Linked DNA regions of Homo sapiens: region 2 is linked to region 1. The links are chromatin loops, found by intact Hi-C in ENCODE. Cell type or tissue: CD14-positive monocyte. All regions are shown on one strand. Links, peaks and the distances in the headings refer to the core of each region. The heading gives the core; the rest is flanking DNA. Region 1 has its middle 34 kb from the start of BCAS2. Region 2 overlaps TRIM33 (tripartite motif containing 33).

Region 1 (11,920 bases), core at 2,318-10,317:
GATCACTTATGCCCAGAAGTTTGAGACCAGCCTGGGCAATATAGTGAGACCCTGTCTCTATTTAAAAAAAATTAAATAAATAAAAGAAAGGCAGATAGTGAACCTAGCAGTGAAGTCAAACTGCCAGGAGTCAAACTGTCATTTAATAGCTATGTGATATCAGACAAGTTTATTTACTTCTCTGTGTCTGTTTTCCAGGTGGAAAATTAGCACAATAATTCTACTGTATCTGATAGGGTTGTTGTAAGAATTACATAAATTATTACACATTAAATGCATAGAACAGTGCCTGGCACATGTTAGATGCTGCTATTATTTCCAAATCTTGTAAATCTCGTCTGCCTGAACCCCTTCCTCAAACCATATTTAAATTTTCAGCCAGACGTGCTCATGCCTGTAATCTCAGGCATTAGAGATTTACACACCTGTAATCTCAACACTTTGGGAGGCCAAGGCAGGCAGATCACTTGAGGTCAGGAGTTTAAAGCTAGCCTGGGCAACGTAGCAAGATCCCGTCTCTACAAAAAAATAAAGTTATCTGGATGTGGGCACGTGCCTGTAGTCCCAGCTACTCAGGAGGCTGAGGCAGGAGGCCAGCTTCAGCCCAGGAGATCAAGGCTGCAGCGAGCTATGATCATGCCACTGCACTCCAGCATGGGCAACAGAGCAAGAATCCACATCTAAAAAAAGAAAAAGAAAAGAAAAAATTTCCTGTTTCTCTACACCCACCATGATGCATCCTTCCATTTTTTACCCATTTTCATGTGCTTTTTTCTTTCCTTGGAATACCTTCCCCACTTTGTTTCTTGATGAATTTATGTTTATCCTTCAAGGAAGAGGTTAAGGATAGTAGGCTCTCTGCAGTCTTCTCCATGATGCAGAGGTATATTCATCTTTATACAAATTTTTTAAGTTGCAGACATTTATCTCAAAATAGAGTAGGCTGGGCATAGTTGCTCACACCTGTAATCACAATACTATGGGAGGCCAAGGCAGGTGGATTGCTTGAGTCCAGGAGTTCAAGAACAGCCTGGGCAACATGGCGAGATCCTGTCTCTACAAAAAATAGAAATATTAGCCAGGCCTGGTGGCATGTGCCGGTAGTCTCACTTACTTGGGAAGCTGAGCTAGGAGGATCACTTAAGCCTGGCAGGTTGGGGCTGCAGTGAGCTGTGAGTGTGCCGCTGTACTGCAGAGACCCTCTCTCAAAAAAAAAAAAAAAAAAAAAAAAAGAGTAACTATTACCAAAAAAAAAAAAAAAAGGATGAAGTTGAGATATATGCTGGTAACAGAAAGATATTTGTGGTAGGCAGTTTCTACAGTGGCTCCCAATTCCTGCCTCCGATATTAACACCGTTGTATCATCTTTTGTGTGTGTGGGCTGGACCTAGTGACTTGCGTCTAACAAGTAGAATATGGCAAAAGTGATAGAGAGTCACTTCTGAGATTAGATGATAAGAGACTGACTTTCACTCTACTCTCACTCTCTGACTCTTGTGTTCCTTCTGATGAAGCAAGCTGCCATGTTGTGAACTGCCCTATGGAGAAGTCCATGTGGCAAGGAACTGAGGGTGGCCTCCAGCAGACAGCCAGAGCAAAACTGCACTCCGTGGTCCAATGGCCTGGGAGAAGGTGAATTCTGCCAACAACATGAGCAAGCCTGAGTCTACTGCAGTCCCAGGCGACACTTTTTCTTTTCCTTTCCTTTTCTTTTCTTTTCTTTTTTTTTTTTTTTTTTTTGAGACAGTTTCACTCTGTCACCCAGGCTGGAGTAAAGTGGCACAATCTCTGCTCACTGCAATGTACGCCTCCTGGGTTTCAAGCGATTCTCCTGCCTCAGCCTCCTGAATAGCTGGGATTACAGGCACCTGCCACCATGCCTGGCTAATTTTTATTTTTATTTTATTTATTTATTTTTTTTGAGACTGAGTCCCGCTCTGTCGCCCAGGCTGGAGTGCAGTGGTGCGATCTCAGCTCACTGCAACCTCCACCTCCCAGGTTCAAGTGATTCTCATGCCTCAGCCTCCCGAGTAGCTGGGATTCCAGGTGTATGCCACCACGTCCTGCTAATATTTGTATTTTTAGTAGAGACGGGGTTTCACCATGTTGGCCAGGCTGATCTCAAACTCCTGACCTCAAGTGATCCACCCACCTCAGCCTCCCAAAGTGCTGAGATTACAGGCATAAGCTACCGTGCCTGGCCTAATTTTTGTATTTTTAGTAGAGACAGGGTTTCTCCATGTTGGCCAGGGTGGTCTCGAAATCCTGGCCTCAAGTGATCTGCCCACCTCAGCCTCCCCAAAGTGTTGGAATTACAGGCGTGAGCCACCGGCCTGTTTTTTTTTTTTTTGAGCTGGGCTTTCACTCTATCACCCAAGCTGGAATGCAGTGGTGTGATCATAGTTCACTGCAGCCTTAAATTCCTGGGCTCAAGCAATCCTCCTGCTGGGCAACATTTTGACTTGCAGCCTTTTGAGAGATCCTGAAACAGGAGCCCCAACAAAGCCACATCCAGATTCCTGATCCATAGAAACTGTGAGATAATAAATGTTGTTTTAAGCCACCAAGGTTTGGAGCAATTTGTTATGCAGCATTAGATAACAAATAACAATACTATATTGCTAAGTGAAGGAAGTTGCAAAATAGCATATATATATATATACACACACACACACACTGTCGTCGCATTTGCACATAAAAACACAATTACATGTTTTTTCTATATAGTCACATCTCTTTTTACTAATTTTCACGTTAACTAAGAGGTTATTTGCATTTATGTAAGGTACATAGGGTAGACAAACTCATAGAGATAGAAAATGGAATGAGAGTTGCCAGGGGCTGGGGAAATGGGAAATGAGGAGTTGTTTAACAGGTAGAGAAGAGTTTTAATTAGAGACGATGAAAGTTCTTTGGATGGATGGTGCTGATGGTTGCACAACAATATGAATGTATTTAATGCCAGTGAACTGTACACCTAAAAATGTAGAAAATGGTAAATTTTACGTTACGTATATTTTACCATAATTTTTAAAAACCACAAAATGGGGAAAACATTTAAAATGAGACAATCTAATAATTTAAAAGGTTTTTATATATTACATTTTTTAAAAAAGATCCTATTCACCCTTTTTGAACAAATTCTAGTGTCTACATTGCAAAGGTTATCCTCTGACCAACTTAAAACTTAGGGTTTTAAGAGGGATGGTACGCCTGAAAAATCAGCCTTCTTTTCTCAAGTTCACATTCAGCAATGGGCTGGAGTTATCACCAATTACTTGCACTTAGTGAGCAGGCAGACACATAGCTACCATTTCCAGTGCTAGAGGGGAACCAAGGCTTTAAAAAAAACTCTAAGAGAATGGCAAGAGAGCTTCTTGAAAGATCTGATGGTATCTCAACCCTCATCAGGTAAATTCAGCAAAAGTCATCTGACCTCAGGGGGGAACCTGCAGAGCAGGGAAGCTGACCTCTCTATCTGAGTATGCGGCTGTGTCCTCTATGTTTTCAAGCTGTTAAAATTCTTGTGTGTTTACCTACATTAAAGAAACTTGTATTGTTGGCTTGGCTCTGTTGGTGTCTTTTAGTTAATCATACCATCATTGCTTTTTTTTTTTTTTTTTTAAGAAATGGTCTCGCTCTGTCGCCCAGGCTGGAGTGCAGTGGGACAATCTTGGCTCATTGCAACTTCTACTTCCCAGCTCAAGCGATCCTCCAGCCTCAGCCTCCCAAGTAGCTGAGACTACAGGTGCAAGCCACCACATCCGGCTCATTTTTTCAGTTTTTGTAGAGACCGGGTTTTGCCATGTTGCCCAGGCTGTTCTCCAACTCCTGAGCTCAAAGTGATTGGCCAGCCTTGGCCTTTCAAAGTGCTAGGATTACAGGTGAGCCACCATGCCCAGGCCATCATTACTTTTTTACATCTATACAGACTGGTATCAGAAGTGAAATTGGCTCAAAGTCCTAGCTCCTAAAGTAATTTGGGGGAATTTTTATGAAATGCAAGCAGAGATAAATGCTGCAAGATTTCTAGGATGGTTCTCAGATCATCCTTAGAGCAGGAACCCCAAAATGTTGTGACTTTTTATAGTAGAGAGGTATCAATTCACTGTCCACTCACATCTTGACTTCAAGTGGTTTGGCACAGTAAATTGAAAACATATAAACATTTGATGAGGCCAAAAACATAATCTATGGGTGCTTCTATCAGTTTTTGCTAGAGTAGCCCAGGTTCCTGGGGTTTTCTTCAGGTTCCCAAGGTTTTCTAAACAAGTTAACTAAGCTTATAAGAGAAGGAAATTATTAGCTGGGAGTGGTGGCACCTGCCTGTAATCCCAGTTACTTGGGAGACTGAGGCAGGAGAATTGCTTGAGTCCAGGAGGTGGAGGTTGCAGTGAGCCAAGATCACGCCATTGCACTCCTGGGCAACAGAGCAAGCCTGGGCAACAGAGCAAGACTCCATCTCAAAAAAAAAAAAAGAACGAAATTTAAACCAGTAGACACTGATATCTGGGATAAAAATACCTGAGTTAAAAAACTAGTGATTTGAAGAAAGACTGAGGACTCATTCAAGCCACAACTAACACTAGATTGAGCAACTTCTCAAGCAGAAACTGGGTAACCGCTGAGGCTGTGGAATTGAGAGGGGATGAGAGTGGTGCCAAAGTACGCTGACTCTCACTGGCCCCACCTTTCCTGGCAGTACCGAGAAAACCAAGGAGGAAGGGAGGTGAGCAAGTCATAGCTAAGGGGAAAATATTAAGTTAGAACAGCAATAGGACATTTTGGGGACACACTTGGGTATTACAGATTTACATAATATTGCATCAATTTTTTATTTCATGGGTAAGATAAAGGTATTGTGGTCTTCAAAGATACGTGCTGGAGTGTTTTAAGGATGAAGCGTTATGATGTTTAGGACTTACTTTCAATGGTTTCAGCAAGAAAAAAAGACATGCATAAATAGGAAGATAGATAATAGATGATAAGCATATATATATATATAACACAAATATAGCACAATACTAGCAACTGGATAAATCCAAGTGAAAAGTATGTGGGTGTTTATTATACTATCCTTTCATCTTTTCTGTAGGTTTAAAATTGTTCAAAATTAAAGTTTTTTTAAAATAATTTAAACTGCTGTGAATAGCTTTGTTTCAATATGTGTGAACTACTTTTGCTACTCTCAGAGACAAGGCTGAAATACATTATGACCTTGGAGCTCTGTCGTTTGTGAAAACTAACTGAAATTAAAAAAAAAAAAAAAATATATATATATATATATATATATATAGTAGAGGCTGGATGCAGTGGCTCATGCCTATAATCCCAGCACTTTGGGAGGCCAAGGCAGCACAATCACTTGAGCTCAGGAGTTCAAGAACAGCCTGACTAACATGGTGAAACCCCATCTCTACTAAAAATACAAAAATTAGCCAGGCCTGCTGGTGCTCACCTGTAGTCCCAGCTACTCAGGAGGCTGAGGCAGGAGAATCACTTGAACCTAGGAAGTGGAAGTTGCAGTGAGCTGAGATTGCGCCATCGCACAATTTGCATCGCACAATTTGCACAATCGCCATCGCACAAGTTGCAGTGAGCTGAGATTGCGCCAGCCTGGCCGACAAAGCGAGACTCTGTCTCCAAAAATAAAAAATAAAAAAATGGTGGAAAACTTCAAGCTAAAGAAAGTGAAGTGAATGTTTACATTTATTTCTACTACCTCCCAAAATCACACTACAACATTTAGTAAAAGTTTTTTGTTCTTTGTTTTGTTTCAAGGCATAAATCCACAAAGACAAAGAAAATGAGAGATGAGACAACAGCAAGAAATTGGAGAAGATGGAATGCAAATGGAAGAGGGGTAACTGATTCAACAGATGCAAAGAAGCTAAACCTTAAACCAACAGTGAGAAAGCAAAATATGAAAGTTAAAAAGCAGTTTTGTTTATCCACACAACCTTCTGGACCCAGGATTTGGTAGCACCAGTGACCTCTGGGAGTGGGGGTGACTGTGAGGTAAAAAGTGAAATTGGGCCAGGTGCGGTGGCTCACGCCTGTAATCCTAGCACTTTGGGAGGCCAACATAGGCTGATCATTTGAGGTCAGGAGTTCGAGACCAACCTGGCCAACATGGCAAAGCCCTGTCTCTACTAAAAATACAAAAATTAGCGTGCTTCTGTAGTCCCAGCTACTCTGGAGGTTGAGGCAGGAGAATTCAAGCAATTCTCCTGCCTCAACTCCCAAGTAGCAAAGGCGGAGGCTGCAGTGAGCCGAGATCGTGCCACTGCATTCCAGCCTGAGTGACAGAGTGAGACTCTGTCTCAAAATAAATAAATAAATAAATAAATAAATAAATAAATAAATAAATAAAATAAACACAGATATAATAATATTATTTAAATGTACAGTCTCAATGTCCCCCAGATGTCTTTATGGCTCTTCGAATTTAACTTTAAGAAGGAGTTAGACCCTGTTCTACCTTAACTTTAAAGAAGCAGTGAAAGGCTCAAATCCCCATCTTCAATACAAGCTGGCTGGGCAGACAGAAGGCAGAAAGCATGTTTTCCAAAAAGGGGGAAAATAGAGAATTGCTTGACTGGGAACACCTAGTACTGTCAAGGGCAAGGATTCAATCTTGAAAGAAGAAAGATTAAGTGAGAGCTTATATACTTAGGAAGAATCCCTCAGCCCTCTTTCCCCACTCTGCTAGCAGCCTCCTTCTGGAAGGAGATTATAAGGGTCTTTGCTGGCAAAATCTGGTCTGGCCGAGAGAAAAGATCTAAAGATCTAAAGACATCATTGAAATGAACCAGCTAGATTACTCTACAGTGAAGGGCAGAGTTGACAGGCCCCATCTACATGCACAGGGTTTTCTAGAAAATTTTTTGTGCTCCCTCTGTAAAAGTTGAATAAAGAATATGTATTAGATGGCCAGGAACAGTGTCTCATTCCTGTAATCCCAGCACTTTGGGAGGCCTAGGTGGGAGGCCAGGAGTTTGAGACCAGCCTAGGCAAAATAGCAAGACCTTGTCTCTCAAAATAAATAAATAATAATATGTATTATATATAGTATTGTATCAATGTTAAATTATCAGAATGTGAAATTATATTGTGTTTGCATCAATTCCTAGCCAACTAGGAAGTCAGGGGGAATAGTAGCTATAAAAGACCACTCTTACTTCTGACACCAACTGCAAGTCTGGGAGTTCCCCAAACCATCCTCAGGTTGATAATCCTCTACAAGGACTCACAGAACTCACTGAAAACTACTATATTCATGGTAATAGTTTATACAGGAAAAACATACAGATTAAATTTAGCTAAGGGAAGAAGCGCATAGGGCCAAGTCAGGGACGTACCAAATGTGGAGCTTCCCTCGTCCTCTCTTCATAGAGTCAGAACACATTACTCCGCGAATGAATAAGAGAATGAACACCCACGTACTTTTCACCGAGATTCATCCAATTGCTAGTATTGTGCTACGTTTGCAATGTCTCTTTCTCTATATATATATATATTTATATATATTACCTATCACCTACCTATTATTTATCTATCTTCCTATCTATGCATGTCTTTTTTTTTTCTTGCTGAAACTGTCTTCCAATGTTGATGTGTACAATATGCCCAAGTATTCCTAACCAGGGAAGCTCACCCAGGCCTAAGTGTTGAGAGTTTTACTGGGACTTCATTACATAGGCATGATTGACTAATTGTCCATGTGGTTGATCTCAAACTCCAGGTCAACTGATACTACATCAACCAGAGCCCCCACCCTTCCGATGAGAACATGGCCTAGAGAAAAAATAAAAATATAAGGAAAAAAAGAAAAAAAACCCTAAAAACCAAAGCGCCTTCACCCTAAATAACATGTGAGTCTTTCTGGTTTGGCCAGCCCCAGCCCTAAATCACATTGTTAGAATATCCAGTCTGACACAAGGTGCCCTGACAAAGACTGTCCCGTCAGGCATAACATTCCAAGTACCCAGAGATTACATCCATGAAGCCTAGGGCAAAGGCCAGAACTTCTACTTGGGCAAAGCCAAATTCTTTACTACATAGTGTTTATATAAGGTAACATCCTTATTATTGGAAGTGTGCTAAAGTTTTTCAGGTGAAGCACCATATTGTCTACAGCTAACTTCTAAATGCTTGAGCAAAAATGTGTGAGTGTGTGTTTATGCATGCACATGGGTTGACAGAGAGAGAAAGAAAACGTGTCAAACTGTGAACAATTCAAGGATTTAGGTCAAGGGTATATGGATATTTATTGTACCATTACAACTTTTCTGTAGGTTTTTTATTTTTTCAAATGAATATTGGGGAGGGATTTTAGTAGGCTTTTCAGTTTAATGGAGGGTACCTTTATCAGAATAAGAGATAGAAAGGTCTCACCTTTAATCTGATCTCTGCTCTGAAGGCTTTATTCAAATGACAGGTTTTACTGGCATTATACCTTTGATCTGAATTTGCCCTGAGGCACGTTAAAGCACTAAGGAGTTTTAATAATAGGTATGAAACCACCTCCTTAATGTGATCTTTGCCTGGAGAATTTTAATCAAATAATAGGTTTTATAGGGTATTTTTTCACTCAAAACTTTTATAAACTCTCATCTTTTTCTATTTAGGATCTAGAAGCTCAAATGCTGATGAGGATATGGAGCAAAAGAAATTCTCATTCATTGATGGAAGGAATGCAAAATGGTACAGCCACTGTGGAAGACAGTTTCTTACAAAACTAAACCTACTCTTATAATAGCATCCAGCAATTGTACTCCTTGGTATTTACCTAAATAAGTTGAAAACTTACATCCTTACAGAAACCTGCATACAGATGTTTATAGCAGCTTTAATTATGATTGACAGAACTTTAAAGCAACCAAGCTGTACTTCAACAGGTGAATGGATAAATTAACTCTGATATATCCAAAAAATGGAACATTATTCCATGCTAAAGAGAAATGAGTTACCATGTTCTAAAAAGACATGGAGGAAACTTAAATATCTATTACTAAGTGAAAAAAACAACCTGTAAAGGCTCTATACATATTGTACCATATGATTCCAACTATATGACATTCTGGAAAAGGAAGAACTATGAAGACAGTAAAAAATTAGCAATTTCCAGGGTTTGAGAGGAGGAAGAGATGAATAGGTACAGAACAGAGGATTTTTAGAGCAGTGAAACCATTCTGTACAATACTATCATGGTGGACACATGTCCTTATACATTTGTAAAAACCCATGAAATGTACACCAAAGTGAACTCTAATGTAAACTTTTGACTTTAGGTGATAATAAGGAGTCAGTGTAGGTTCACTGATTTTCACAAATATACCACTCTGGTGTGGCATGGCGATAGAGGGGGATGCTGTTCATATTTAGGGGTAAGGGGCATATGGAAACTCTCTGTACTTTCCACTCAATTCCTCGGTAAACCTAAAACTGCTCTAAAAAATAAAGTCTAAGAAAAAATTTTGGGGTCAGGCATGGTGGCTCGTGCCTGTAATCCCAGCACTTTGAGAGGCCGAGTTGGAAGAATCACTTGATCCCAGGAGTTCAAGACCAGCCTGGACAACATAAGGAGACCCTGTCTCAAGAAAGAAAGAGAGAAAGAGAGAGGGAGAGAGAGAGAGGCAGAGAGAGAGAAAGAGAGAAAGAAGGGAAGAAGGAAATAAATTTTCTGGGTCGGGTATGGTGGCTCATGTCTGTAATCCTAGCACTTTGGGAGGCCGAGGTAGGCGGATCACTTGAGGTCAGGAGTTTGAAACCAGCCTGGCCACCATGGTGAAACCTCATCTCTACTAAAAATACAAAAAAATTAGCCATGTGTGGTGGCGGTCACCTGTAATCCCAGCTACTCAGGAGGCTGAGGCAGGAGAATCGCTTGAACCCGGGAGATGGAGACTGTGGTGAGCTGAGATCGCACCACTGCACTCCAGCCTGGGCGACAGAGTGAGACTCTGTCTCAAAAAAAAAAAAAAAAAAAAAAAAGAATTTTTTGAATGCTGAACCCTTTAATGGGAAAGCATACTGTACTCTCTGTACTCTATTCCAAGGCAAATTGAATTTGAGAAGTCAAGGTATTTTCAGCTTCTCACTCTGGGAGACAATCCAGACCTTTTAGGAGTGGTGTCTTCGTTGTGGGCTAAGGTAATGCAGAAGCTAATTAAGTCTCTACTGTCCATCCTGGTGGCCACTAATCCTATGTGGCTACTGAATATTTGAAATATGGCTAGTATGAATTGAGATGTGGTGCAACTGTAATACACATTGGATTTTGAAGGCTTAGTACAAAAAAGGAATGTAAAATACCTCATTAATACATTTTTATATTAATTACATAGCAGAATGATATTTTGGGTATATTGAATTGAATATACCCAATTGAACAAAATACATAATTACAATTAATTAATTGATCTCACCTTTTTTTTTTTTTAATCAAGATGGAGTCTCACTCTCTCACCCAGGCTGGAGTCCAATGGCATGATCTCAGCTCACTGCAGCATCTGCCTCCCAGGTTCAAGCGATTCTTGTGCCTCAGCCTTCCAAGTAGCTGGGATTACAGGTGCCCACCACCACACCTGGCTAATTTTTGTATTTTAGTAGAGATGGGGTTTCGCCATTTTGGCCAGGCTGGTCTCGAACTCCTGACCTCAAGTGATCTGCCTGCCTCAGCCTCCCAAACTGCTAGGATTACAGGCGTGAGCCACCGCACCCAGCGTGATCTCACCTCTTTAAAAACTTTTTATATGTGGCAACTAGAAAATTTTAAACTATAGATGTAGTGCACATCATATTCTATCGGACAGTGCTGCTCTAAGCAGAAAATTCCTGCTGATTACTTTGGCAAGAGCAATTCACTAACAAACTTGGGCAGCTAAAAATGTGTTACTACAAATAAAAAGGTGTTACTAGTCTTGGCTAAACAAAGGTTCTGGAGGATACCCATTATTTGGTGCCCTACTTACATTTTGGAAAAACAATATTGCACCCAGGGGAATCTTCTTGGACCCTTTCCATCAAGTTATTCAGAAGAAAATGTAATTGTTTTTCTTTTTTTCTATTCTAGTGACAATTACACTGTCACTGGCAGTGTAGTTGCCCCAAATAATAAAAGAGCATGTATTTAATCCGTGCAAGGATGAATGTTTTATGAAGGGATAAAAACCTCTGGAAGTTACTTCAAAAAAAAAGTCTGGAAACTACTTATAAATATATTGAGACTACTTATAAAGAATATCTACATCTAATGTGAAATGAAATTGTAACTTAAATATACTGTAATCTATAAATGCTGTGGCTTTTACAAGCTGATTTTTCAGAACCTAGACAACATTATAAAAATATAAATCTAGGCTGGGTGTGGTTGCAGTGAGTGGAGATTGCACCACTGCACTCCAGTCTGGGCCACAGAATGAGACTCCATCTCAAGAAAAAAAATTTATTTATATATATATATATATATATATATATATATATATTTAAATCTACATACAGTTTTAAAGGACTATGATGATTCTTTTATCATGGTGGTAGATTGTATTTTCTAAATTCACAAAGAGATTTCAAACATTGAACTATATAATTATATAATAATAAATAATATATGTATTAGTAAGATGCTGTTAATCCAAACACTTATAATAAAGAAATTGGATTGCAAAAGAAAGGTGTTTGGGATAAAATATAAGTAGAGACACTAGTGCCAAGAAAAACAAAGACTTTAAACACAGTTTTTTTTTTCTTTTGGAGATAGAGTCTCACTCTGTTGCCCAGGCTGGAGTGCAGTGATGCAGTCCTGCTCACTGCCACCCCTGCCTCCCAGGGTCAAGGGATCCTCCTACCTCAGTTTCCCAAGTAGCTGGGATTACAGGCACATGCCACCATGCCCAGCCAATTTTTGTATTTTCAG
Region 2 (11,920 bases), core at 2,138-10,137, 64 kb after region 1:
TTTATTTTTTTTTGTAGAGACAGGATTTTGCTGTGTTGCCCAGGCTGGTCTCAAACTCCTGGGTCCAAGCGATCCTCTTGCTTCAGCCCCGTAAAGTGCTTGGATTAGAGGTGTGAGCCACTGCACTTGGCCACAAAAGTTTTTAAGTTTGATGAGGTCCAATTTATATTTTGTGCTTTTGTTTTTCGCACCATATCTGAAAAATCATTTCGTAATCCAAGGTCATGAAGATGTATTCTTATGTTTTCTTTTAAGAGCTTTACAGTTTTAGGTTTTAGATTCAGATTCTCTGATAAAGTTGAGTTAATTTTTGTATGTGAAATTTGTTTGTGAGGTAAAGATCTAGTTTCATTCTTTTGCACAAGGATATCCATTGTCCCTGTATCATTTAGTGAAAAGACTACTCTGTCCTCCATTTAATTGTCTTAGCAACCTGTCTAAAATTAGTTGACTGGGTAAATGTGAGGGTGTTTTCCTGGACTTAATTTCATTCCATTGATCTGTATGTCTGTCTTTATGCCAATAACAAAATTAAACAACAACAAAAACAGGGTCTCACTCTGTCACCCAGGCTGTAGTGCAGTGGTGCACTCAGGGCTTACTGCAGCTTCCACCTCCTGGGCTCAGGTGATCCTCCCACCTCACCTTCCCCAGCTGAGACTACAGATGCGTGTCTCACACCACTACAGATGTGTGGCTACACCACACCCAGCAATTTTTTTATTTTTTGTAGAGATGGGTTCTTGCTATGTTGCTGGGGTGGGTTGTTCTTTTTCAAGATCGTTTTGGTTCTTCTGGATCCCTTGAATTTTTTTTGGTTTTTGTTTTTTAAAGGACAGATCTTGCTCTGTTGCCCAGGTTGGAGTGCAGTGATGCGATCATAGCTCACTGCAGTCTTGACCTCCTGGGCTGAAGCAGTTCTTTCACCTCAGACTCCTAGTAGCTGGGACTGCAGCCGCATGCCACCACGCCTGGCTAATTTTTTAATTTTTTGTAGAGATGGGGTCTTGTATTGTTGCCCAGGCTGGTCTTGAACTTCTGGGCTGAAGCGGTCCTCCCGCCTCAGCCTCTCAAAGTGCTAGGATTACAGGTGTGAGCCACTGTGCCTGGCCTCCATCTTCTTTTAATGTACTTACATTATTGTGTTTGAAGCTTCTTGTATTAATAGATAGCATTACTGTTAGATTATGGTTTAAGTTTATTCACTCTTCTGGTCTTTATTTAGTTCATGTGTTTAGGAGTATTTAAGGTATGTAGGTATATTTAAGGTAATTATTGATGTGTTATGGCTTAAATATGTTATTGTTTTCTGTTTGTTTCCTTTGTTTCTCTTGACTTCGTTTGAGTTACCTAAAGTTCTTTTTAAGATTCCGTCTTTATTTATGGTGGTTTTGTGTAGTTTATAGTTTTTGGAGTGCTTTGAATAGCGTCTTAGATATCGCAACGTTTATTTGTAACTTAAAGTCTTTGTATTGACATTTTACCATTTGGAGTGAAGTATAGACGTTTTACTTCTAGTTAGGTCCCTTTACTCTTCCTAGTTTTAAAATGATTATCTTTAATTTTCTGTCTATATAGATGACCAGATAATATATGATCTTTTTTATAAGCTCTCACATGATTTAAGAAATCCATGAGAAGAAATCTATTATATTTACTCTCATTTTTTTTTTTTTTTTTTTTTTTTTTTGAGACGGAGTCTCGCTCTGTCGCCCAGGCCGGACTGCGGACTGCAGTGGCGCAATCTCGGCTCATTGCAAGCTCCGCTTCCCGGGTTCACGCCATTCTCCTGCCTCAGCCTCCCGAGTAGCTGGGACTACAGGCGCCCGCCACCGCGCCCGGCTAATTTTTTGTATTTTTAGTAGAGACGGGGTTTCACCTTGTTAGCCAGGATGGTCTCGATCTCCTGACCTCATGATCCACCCGCCTCGGCCTCCCAAAGTGCTGGGATTACAGGCGTGAGCCACCGCGCCCGGCCTATTTACTCTCATTTTTATCATTCCAGTGTTCTTTTCCAAAGATTCAAGGTTCCTTCTGTTAACATTTTTTTTTTCTGTTACGGCAAGTTTTCTTTAACCATACATGCTTTTAGGGGTATTAGTGACAAATTTTTATATATTTTTTCATCTGAGAATATCTTTAGTTGTCCTTCATTCCTGAAGGGTATTTGTTGAATATAGAATTTGCATTTCTGAGTTACTTTCTTTCAGCCTTTGAATGATGTTGAGCCAGGTTGTTTTTTTTTTTTTTTTTTGGCCTGCATGGTTTTACATGAGAGATCCACTGTCATTTGAATAGATGTTCCTCTGCAAGTAAAGTGGTCATTGTCTGCTTTCAAGATTTTTTTCTTTATCTTTCAGAACTTTTATGATGTATCTTGGTGTGGATTTATTTGGGTTTTTCTTATTTGGCATTAACTCAGTTTTTTTATATGTAGGTTTATGTATTTTGTCAAATTTGGGACATTTTCAGTCATTATTTGTTCAAGTAATTTTTTTTTTTTTTTTGAGACAGAGTCTTGCTCTGTTGCCCAGGCTGGTGTGCAATGGCGTGATCTTGGCTCACTGCAGTCTCCATTTCCTGGGTTCAAGTGATTCGCCTGCTTCAGCCTCCCAAGTAACTGGTACTACAAGCGTACGCCACCATACCTGGCTAATTTTTGTATTTTTAGTAGAGATAGGGTTTCACTATTTTGGCCAGGCTGGTCTTAAACTCCTGACCTCAAGTGATCCACCTGCCTTGGCCTCCCAAAGTGCTGGGTTACAGGTGTGAGCCACTGCACCCGGCCTGTTCAAGTAATTTTTAAATTTTATGTACTCCTCTCCTTCTGGAACTCTGCAGCTCTGGTGACAGCAATGCTAGCTAGCTAGTTTTTTATTGTTCCACAGGTTCTTGAGACTGTGTTCTGTTTTTCTTTTCTTTTCTTTTGGTCTCTTGATTTTGCCTGAAGGTCAGTTATTCTGTTGCCTGTTATCTTCTCTTGTCTATTGAGCCCATTTATTGAGTTTTAAATTTTTGGTTTTTGGGTTTTTTTTTTTTTTTTTTTTGAGATAGGGTCCCACTGTGTTGCCCAGGCTGGAGTGCAGTGGTGTGATCTTGGTGCCACGACACCGGCTAATTTTTGTATATTTTTTGTTAGAAACGGAGTTTCTCCATGTTGGTCAGGCTGGTCTTGACCTCCTGACCTCAAGTTATCTGCCCGTCTCCATTTCCAAAGTGTATTTTTTAATCCTATAATTTCCATTGGTCTTTTTTTTCTATAACTTTCATTTCTTTTCTATTTTCCATTTGTTTTAAGGACATTCGTATTGCCGTTTTAAGATGAGGTCTTACTCTGTCGCCCAGGCTGGGGTTCAGTGTTGCGATCTCAGCTCATTGCAACCTCTTCCTCCCGGGTTCAAGCAATTCTCCTGCCTCAGCCTACCAAATAGCTGGGACTACAGGTGTGTGCCACCATGCCTGGCTAGTTTTTGTATTTTTAGTAGAGATGGGGGTTTCACCGTGTTGGCCAGGCTGGTCTCGAACTTCTGACCTCAAGTGATCTGCCTGCCTCAGCTTCCTAAAGTGCTGGGATTACAGGTGTGAGCCACTGTGCCTGGCTTATATTGCTTTTTGAAGCATTTTCATAATGGTTCCCTTAAAGACTTTGTCAGATGTTTCTAATATGTGATATCTGATCATCTTGGTTTGGGCATGTACTGATTGTCTTTTGTCAGTTATGATTTTCCTGGTGTTTGACAAATAATTTTTTGAGTATATTGCAAATATTTTGGATATCACATTCTGAGACTTGCGATTCTATTTAATCTTCATTTTTTTCCAGCAGTCTTTCTACTGAGGTATAACATAAAGGCCAGGTAGGGTGTATGTTCACCTTCCCCTTGGGCCTCCTGACACCACCCTGGCAAAAGTGGAGTGCTGACTTTCTCTGCCATGTTGCAGATAGGTGAGATGAAAGTTCAATTTCTCCCTTGGTCCTTCCTGATGAAGTGGGGTACCAACTCATACCACCTTGTCACCTCTGATTTAGGGTTTAAGTTCAGTTCCACTGAGCCCTTGTGATACCAGGGAGGGAGGAAATGTAGGGCTAACTCATTCCACTGGATTGCTACATAATAGGGGTGGAGTCTCAGCTTTCCACTTGGATTTTATCATACCAGGCAAAGGGATAAGAAGTGATGATTTGCCTGGTCTCTTACCCCCTTATTCCTTATTATTGCCAGGTGGGAGTAGAAGTTCAGCTTCCTGCTATTCCCTACTGATATTGAGGAGTAGGAGATTTTTTTTTTCAGTATTTTTAGTTTTAAAAAAAAAATGGGGGCTTCAATTAAAGTCGCCTTTATTTAAGATCCCAGCAGTGGAAATACTGAGTTCTTTTGGTCCTAACATTTTACAGATTATAGTCGTGAGATTATGGAATCATGACTCACTAAATTCATGCTTTTAATTCCTATTCTCTGCAAGGCAGTGTTAGATTATCTCTGCTCTTGGGAGTTTGGAGTTTTGGAGACTTTAATAAACACGTACTTTTTTTTTTTTTAAAAGACAGAGTCTCACTCTGTCTCCCAGGCGGGAGTGCAGTGGTGTGATCTCGGCTCACTGCAACCTCCGCCTCCCAGGTTCAAGTGATTTTCGTGTCTCAGCCTCCCGAGTAGGTGGGATTACAGGCATGTGCCACCACGCCTGGCTATTTTTTTGTGCATTTTTGTATTTCTTATTTTTATTTTTGGAGGTGTAGTCTCACTCTGTCATCCAGGCTGGAGTGCAGTGGTGCGATGTGGGCTCACTGCAACCTCCACCTCCTGGGATCAAGCAATTGTCCTGCCTCAGCCTCCTGAGTAACTGGGACTACTGGTGCACACTGCCATGCCTGGCTAATTTTTCTTTATTTTTAGTAGAGACAGGGTTTCACTGTGTTGCCCAGGCTGGTTTCGAACTCCTGAGCTCAGGCAATCTGTCTGCCTCGGCCTCCCAAAGTGCTAGGATTACAGGAGTGAGCTACCATGCCCAGCCTAATTTTTGTATTTTTAATAGAGATGGGGTTTCACCATGTTGACCAGGCTGGTCTCGAACTCCTGACCTCAGGTGATCCACCCGCCTCAGCCTCCCAAAGTACTGGGATTACAGGTGTGAGCCACCATGCCCAGCCTAAACACACATTTTTAAAGATGAAAAGGATGACCAGTATAATTCTTGCAAATGAAACAATTTGCAGGTCAGAGTCTTGATGGTTAGTTAGCCAAGTTTTTTTTATTTTTTTACCAGTTCAATTAAAAAATTATTTAGAAAAAGTAAAACGTGGGCATGGTTAGAGTTTCAAACAGTATAAAAGAATATAAAATAACTCATTTAAGTCTGTAAGTTTCCAAAGTATGAAATGCTGACTATCTCATCTTTATTATAAAATTTGAAACAACACACTAACAAGCTCTTAAGAGCTCCTTGAATTTTGTCTGGCAGACCATTATTTCAAAATAAAACATCTTTTTGCAAACTCAGTTATGTACATTTTTATTTAGCACAACTGCCTGCTTAACATCTTTTCTTGAGTGACCCAGATGTGTCTCAAATTTACTGTCTCTAAACTTGAACTAATTGTAGTTTCCAAACCTCCACTTACAAACTGTAACAGTCATCTCATTGTTCCGGTTTCCTAAACCAGAAATTTGGGCATCGTTTTCATCTCCTCTTCTAATACTCCTCTACTCCTCAGTCTGTAGTTTTCTAGTAATATTTTATCTGTGATGTCTTTGTCTTATGTCTTTGGTAACAGGGTGATATTGGCCTCTTGAAATATGTTTTTTCTTCTCTATTTTCTAAAGAGTTTGTTTGAGGTTTGTATTATTTCTTCCTTGAGAGAATTCACCATTAAAACCAACTGGGGCCGGGCACGGTGGCTCACACTGTAATCCCAGCACTTTGGGAGGCTGAGGCGGGTGGATTGCCTGAGCTCAGGAGTTTGAAACCAGCCTGGGCAACATGGCGAAACCCCGTCTCTACTAAAAATACAAAAAATTAGCTGAGCGTGGTGGTGGGTGCCTGTAGTTGCAGCTACTCGGGAGGCTGAGGCAGGAGAATCACTTGAACCCAGGAGGCAGAGGTTGCAGTGAGATCATGCCACTGCACTCCAGCCTGGGCCACAGACAGAGACTCCATCTCAAAAAGAAAAAAAAAAAACCCAACTGGGTCTGGACTTTCCTTTTTGTAGATTTTAAATTACTGATCTAGTATTCAGATTGAGTTTTTCTATGTCTTCTTGAGTCAGTTTGGTAAAAATTTTTTTTTTCAAGACAGGGTCTTGCTTTGTAGCCCAGGCTGGGGTGCAGTGGTGTGATCGCAGCTCTCTGCAGCCTTCATCTCATAGGCTCAAGCAGTCCTCTTGCCTCAGCTTCCTGAGTAGCTGGGACTACAAGTGTGCACCATCGCACCTAGCTAATTAAAAAATTATTTTTGTAGAGACAGGGTCCCACTGTGTTACCCAGGCTGGTCTCGAACACCTGGTCTCAAGTGATCCTCCCATCTCAGCCTCCCAAAGTGCTGGGATTACCTAGCTGGTAATTTGTATTTTTAAAGAATTTGACCCATTTTGTTTTAGTGGTCTAACTTGGCATAAGAGGTTCATAGTTCTATTAGTCCATTCTGACACTGCTATAAAGACATACCTGAGACTAGGTAATTTACAAACAAAAGAGGTTTCTCTGGTTCTTCCTGCTGTGCAGGCTTCTGCTTCTGGGGAGGCCTTAAGAAACAATCATGGCAGAAAGTGAAAGGGAAGTTAAGCACATCTTCATACGGCTGACAGGAGGAAGAGAGAGTGAAGGGGGAAGTGCTGCAGACTTTCAAACAACCAGATCTCATGAGAACTCAGTTACTATAATGAGAACAGCAAAGGGGAAATCTGCCCCCGTGATCCAATCACCTCCCACCGGGGCCCTCCTCCAACATTGGAGATTACAATTCAACATGAGATTTGGGTGGGGACACAAATCCAAACCATATCAGTAACATTTTGGCAGGATCTCTTGTTAAGTCTTATATTTCATTTTTGGTTTTGGCACAATGTGCTCTCTTTTCTTTTTAGATCAATACCAATCTGTCTTCTCTATCTCCCCCCATCTCCCTCCCTGCACTCATTTTCCCATCTAGGTAATTGTTTATCAGTTGTTTTCAAAGAACCAGCTTTGAGTTTCGTTCCCCTTTCTTCCCTATTCATAGCTACTCTGATCTTTATTTCGTCCTATGTAATGTTTTCATTTGGTCTTCTTTTTCGAGCTTAATGAGGGGCATGTTGAGATGATTGCTTTTAGATGTTTTTTTCCTTTCTAATATATGTCTTTGAAGCTATACATTTCTCTCTAAGTTCATGGTGTTAAATGTGGTACCTAATGGCCATATGTGACAAAATTAAGCGTAAATGAAATTGATGATTTACTTCCTTAGTCACTGTTGTCACATTTCAGGTATTCAGTAATCATGTGTGGCTGATGGCTGCCATATTAGACAGTGCAGATATAGAACATTTTGTCATGGCAGAAAGTTTTGTTGGACTAATGGCCTGTAATCCCAGCTCTTTGGGAGGCCGAGGTGGGCAGATCACCTGAAGTCAGGAGTTCAAGACCAGCCGCGCCAACATGGTGAAACCCCATCTCTACTAAAAATACAAAAATATTAGCTGGGCATGGTGGCGCACATCTGTAACCTCAGCTACTAGGGGGCTGAGGCAGGAGAATCACTTGAACTGGGTAGGCGGAGGTTGCAGTGAGGTGCGATCACGCCACTGCCCTCCAGCCTGGGCGATAGAGTGAGACTCCATCTCAAAAGAAAAAATAAATGTTTAAGCACTCTTTCAGCTGTATCCCATGGGGAGGAAAAAACCAATATAAAAAAATATATATATACACACATATATATATATATACACACATATATATACACACACACACACACACACACATATATATATAGTTTTTTTTCTTTTTTTTTGTTTTTCTTGGGTTTTTTTTCGGACAGTGTCTCACTCTGTTGCCCAGGCTGGAGTGCAGTGGCGCAATCTCAGCTCACTGCAACCTCTGCCACCCAGATTCAGGCGATTCTCCTGGCTCAGCCTCCTGAGTAGCTGGGATTATAGGCGTGTGCCACCGCACCCAACTAATTTTTATAGTTTTAGTAGAGATGGGGTTTCACCATCTTGGCCAGGCTGGTCTTGAACCCCTGACCTCGTGATCCACCACCTTGGCTTCCCAAAGTGCTAGGATTACAGGCGTGAGCCACCACATCTGGCCTATGGTTTTAATTTTGTGTTTGGTTCATTTACATTTATAATTGTTACATGTATCTGATGTATTGATTCTTTAACATATAAAATGCTTCATTTTACTTAGTAATATGCTTTGAGAATCTTTTTTTCTTCTTTCTTTTTTGGAGACAGAGTCTTACTCTGTTGCCCAGGCTGCAGTGCAGTGGCGTGATCTTGGCTCATTGCAACCTCCGTCTCCTGGGGTTCAAGCTATTCTCCTGTCTCAGCCTCCCGAGTAGCTGGGATTACAGGCATGCGCCACCACACCTGGCTAATTTTTGTATTTTTAGTAGAGACAGGGTTTCACCATGTTGGCCAGACTGGTCTCAAACTCCGGACTCCAAGAATCTTTTTTTTTCTGATGTTAGTGTGACTACTCCAGCTGTCTTATGGCAACAGCTTTCATGATTTTATCTTCTCCTCTCCTTTTACTTTATCCCTATTTATTCATGATTTTATCTTCTCCTCTCCTTTTACTTTATCCCTATTTATGTATTTGAATCTAAAAATGTTTCTTTCAGAGGATATATAGTTGGATTTTACTTTTTATCCAGTTTGACAATCTCTTCTTTTCATTGGAGTGTTTACTCAGTGATATAGTTGGATTTAGGTATGCCATTTTGCTAGTTGTTTTCCGTGTGTCATTTTTGTTCTTTTCCTTCTTTACTGAGACTTCTATGTTTACCAATATTTTTAGTGTACCTTAAAATTTTCTTTTAGTTTTTGTTTTAGTTTTAACTCTTGCAATTATGATATCTCTCTTTTTTTTTTTTTTTAAGGCGGGGCAGGGCCTTTTCACTTCTTTTTTTTTTTTTTTTTTTAAATTGATCATTCTTGGGTGTTTCTCGCAGAGGGGGATTTGGCAGGGTCATAGGACAATAGTGGAGGAAGGTCAGCAGATAAACAAGTGAACAAAGGTCTCTGGTTTTCCTAGGCAGAGGACCCTGCGGCCTTCCGAAGTGTTTGTGTCCCTGGGTACTTGAGATCAGGGAGTGGTGATGACTCTTAAGGAGCATACTGCCTTCAAGCATCTGTTTAACAAAGCACATCTTGCACCGCCCTTAATCCATTTAACCCTGAGTGGACACAGCACATGTTTCAGAGAGCACAGGGTTGGGGGCAAGGTCATAGATCAACAGCATCCCAAGGCAGAAGAATCTTTCTTAGTACAGAACAAAAATGGAGTCTCCTATGTCTACTTCTTTCTACACAGACACAGCAACGATCTGATTTCTCTATCTTTCCCCACATTTCCCCCTTTTCTATTCCACAAAACCGCCATCATCATCATGGCCTGTTCTCAATGAGCTGTTGGGTACACCTCCCAGACGGGGTGGCGGCCGGGCAGAGGGGCTCCTCACTTCCCAGCAGGGGCGGCCGGGCAGAGGCGCCCCCACCTTCCGGATGGGGCGGCGGCCGGGTGGAGGCGCCCCCTTCCTCCCTCCCGGACGGGGCAGCTGGCCGGGCGGGGGCTGCCCCCCACCTCCCTGCTGGATGGGGCGGCTAATTATGATATATCTTTAACACCACAATTCACTTCAGGACAATACTACCTTCATTTTGTTAAAATATAGCAACTTTGTTCCACTGTAGCTCCATTTCTATCTTTTGTATTGTTATAGTCATGATTGTTACATTTATATAGTCTGGTTTTATTTCCTGTCATCCTGACAGACTTCCTTTAGATTTTTTGTGGTACAAATATGCTAAGTGTGACTTTCTCTCAAATTTTGTTTACCTGTGGCTGTTTTTATTTTGCCTTCATTTTTGAAGGATATTTTTGTTGCATATACAATTCTTGGTTTATAATTTGTAGTTTGAATATGTCATTTTATTGCTTCCTGGCCTCCATATTTTTAATGAAAAGTCAGATGTTGATGGATTGGTTTCCTTGATGAATTATTTTTCTCCTGGTTTTCAGCAGTTTGACTGTGATGTGTTTGGTTTGATTCATTTCGTGTTTATTTTGTTTGTGGTTCTCTCCCCTTTTTGAATCTGCAGATTAATGTGTTTCATCAGGTTTTGACATTTTCCACCATTATTTCTTCAAACATTTTTTCTATTTCTTTGCTCTTATGTCCTGTGACTTTTATTACATTTATGTTGGGAGCTTGACATTGTTCTACTGGTTTCTGAGGATCTGTTCTTTTCTCGTCAGTCTTTTTTCCTCTCTGATTTTTTTGATTGGATTGAAATTAAATTTTAATTTATCCATCTACAAGTTCACTCAGATCTTTTTTTGTTTTTTGAGATAGAGTTTCACTCTTGTTGCCCAGGCTGGAGTGCAATGGTGCAACCTTGGCTCACTGCAAACCTCTGCCTCCTGGGTTTCAGCAATTCTCCTGCCTCAGCCTCTGGAGTAGCTGGAATTACAGGTGCCCACAACCACGCCTGGCTAATTTTTTGTGTTTTTAGTAGAGGCAGAGTTTCACATGTTGGCCAGGCTGGTCTCGAACTCCTGACCTCAGGCGATCCACCTACCTTGGCCTCCCAAAGTGCTGGGATTACAGGAGTGAGCCACCACGCCTGGCCTGAAGTGTATTATTGAAGCCCAGATATGTAGTGAATTTTTTATTTTGCATGTACTTTTAATCTGTGTGGCTTCTTTTTATAGTTCGCTCTTAAGACTTCTTATTTGTTGAGGCTTTGCCATATTATTTTATTATTTGAACACTGGTTCCTTTTTATTCTTTTAAAATATTTATAATAGTTGCTTTGAAATCTTTGTTTTTATTCTCACTTGGCCTTTAGTTTTTTCAGGGCTTTCTTGTGTCTCCCTTTGGTATGTGCAGTGTCCCAATTAGCCATGTCTGTATAGAGAGTTGATCTTAGCCCTTCCGTGACTCTCTCATTTCAAGTTTCTTTGTATTAATGTGGTTGATCTGCTGCTTGCTGTGTGACCCCCAACCCAGGTATAGCAAAACCTGTTCTTTCCAGACAGATACTAATTTATACCTGGCAAATCTCATGTTTTCGCATTCACCTCTCTCCCCAATTGATTCTACCGTGTGTGACAGCAAAGCTGCTGTTTTTATGGTCAGCCCCATTCTAGTAAAACTACTGATTTTTCAGACCAGACTTTAGGACTAAATGGGGACCATGGGAGCATCCTCAAGCAAGAGGGCCAGTGCCTTTCATTGCTTTTACCTGAAACTTTAGCAGTCTTTGTAGAATAAGTGTGTCTCATTTTGCATGACAGTAGTTGATTCCCTGTGGTCTGAATTCGTTGTTTGCTTTTTTTCTTTGTGACAGTTTTGTACAGTTTTATACTTTGTCTTTGAAGAGAGGATTTGCTTTCCCTTGTGCCATTATTGAAAGTGGTCCAGCTGTTAATTTTTTTTGTACCTTCATTTTGTTGTAAACTTATCTTTTAAATTTTAGTAGTCTTAAAAAATAAGTGACATCTCAGGTATCCTGTGTTTTCTAGAACTGCAGTGTCCTGTACCATAGCAACTAGTCACTGGTGGTGATTTAATTTTTAGTTATCTAAAATGAAATTTTAAAATTTAGTTTGTTGGTTCCACTAGCCATTTTGCAAGTGCTCAGTGGCCAGTGTTGTATTGAGTACTGCATTGAACAGTGCACATACAGCACGTATCCATTATTGCAGAAAATTCTGTTACA

What was found. A loop is a pair of places that touch in the nucleus more often than their neighbours do. Peaks named below come from ENCODE experiments on the same cell type or tissue, not always from the same donor. Only the 100,000 strongest peaks of a DNase experiment are listed, where the experiment ranks them.
Region 2: it touches region 1 in a loop (4-fold over the local background); 2 of 110 quality-filtered maps call a loop at or near these places.

The regions. Positions count from the first base shown.
Region 1 is chr1:114,542,059-114,553,978 of GRCh38, reverse strand. No RefSeq gene overlaps it. Among named protein-coding and RNA genes, the nearest start is that of BCAS2, 34 kb to the left of the region's middle. In CD14-positive monocyte, for the core only: no CTCF peak of the experiment used is centred there; a DNase peak (open chromatin) is centred at 5,558; H3K4me3 peaks cover 437 bases; H3K27ac peaks cover 589 bases.
Region 2 is chr1:114,477,674-114,489,593 of GRCh38, reverse strand. All of the region lies in intron 1 of TRIM33 (tripartite motif containing 33), which reads left to right. Among named protein-coding and RNA genes, the nearest start is that of TRIM33, 28 kb to the left of the region's middle. RefSeq lists enhancers at 6,691-6,760, 11,366-11,866. In CD14-positive monocyte, for the core only: no CTCF peak of the experiment used is centred there; a DNase peak (open chromatin) is centred at 6,813; H3K4me3 peaks cover 685 bases; H3K27ac peaks cover 2,942 bases.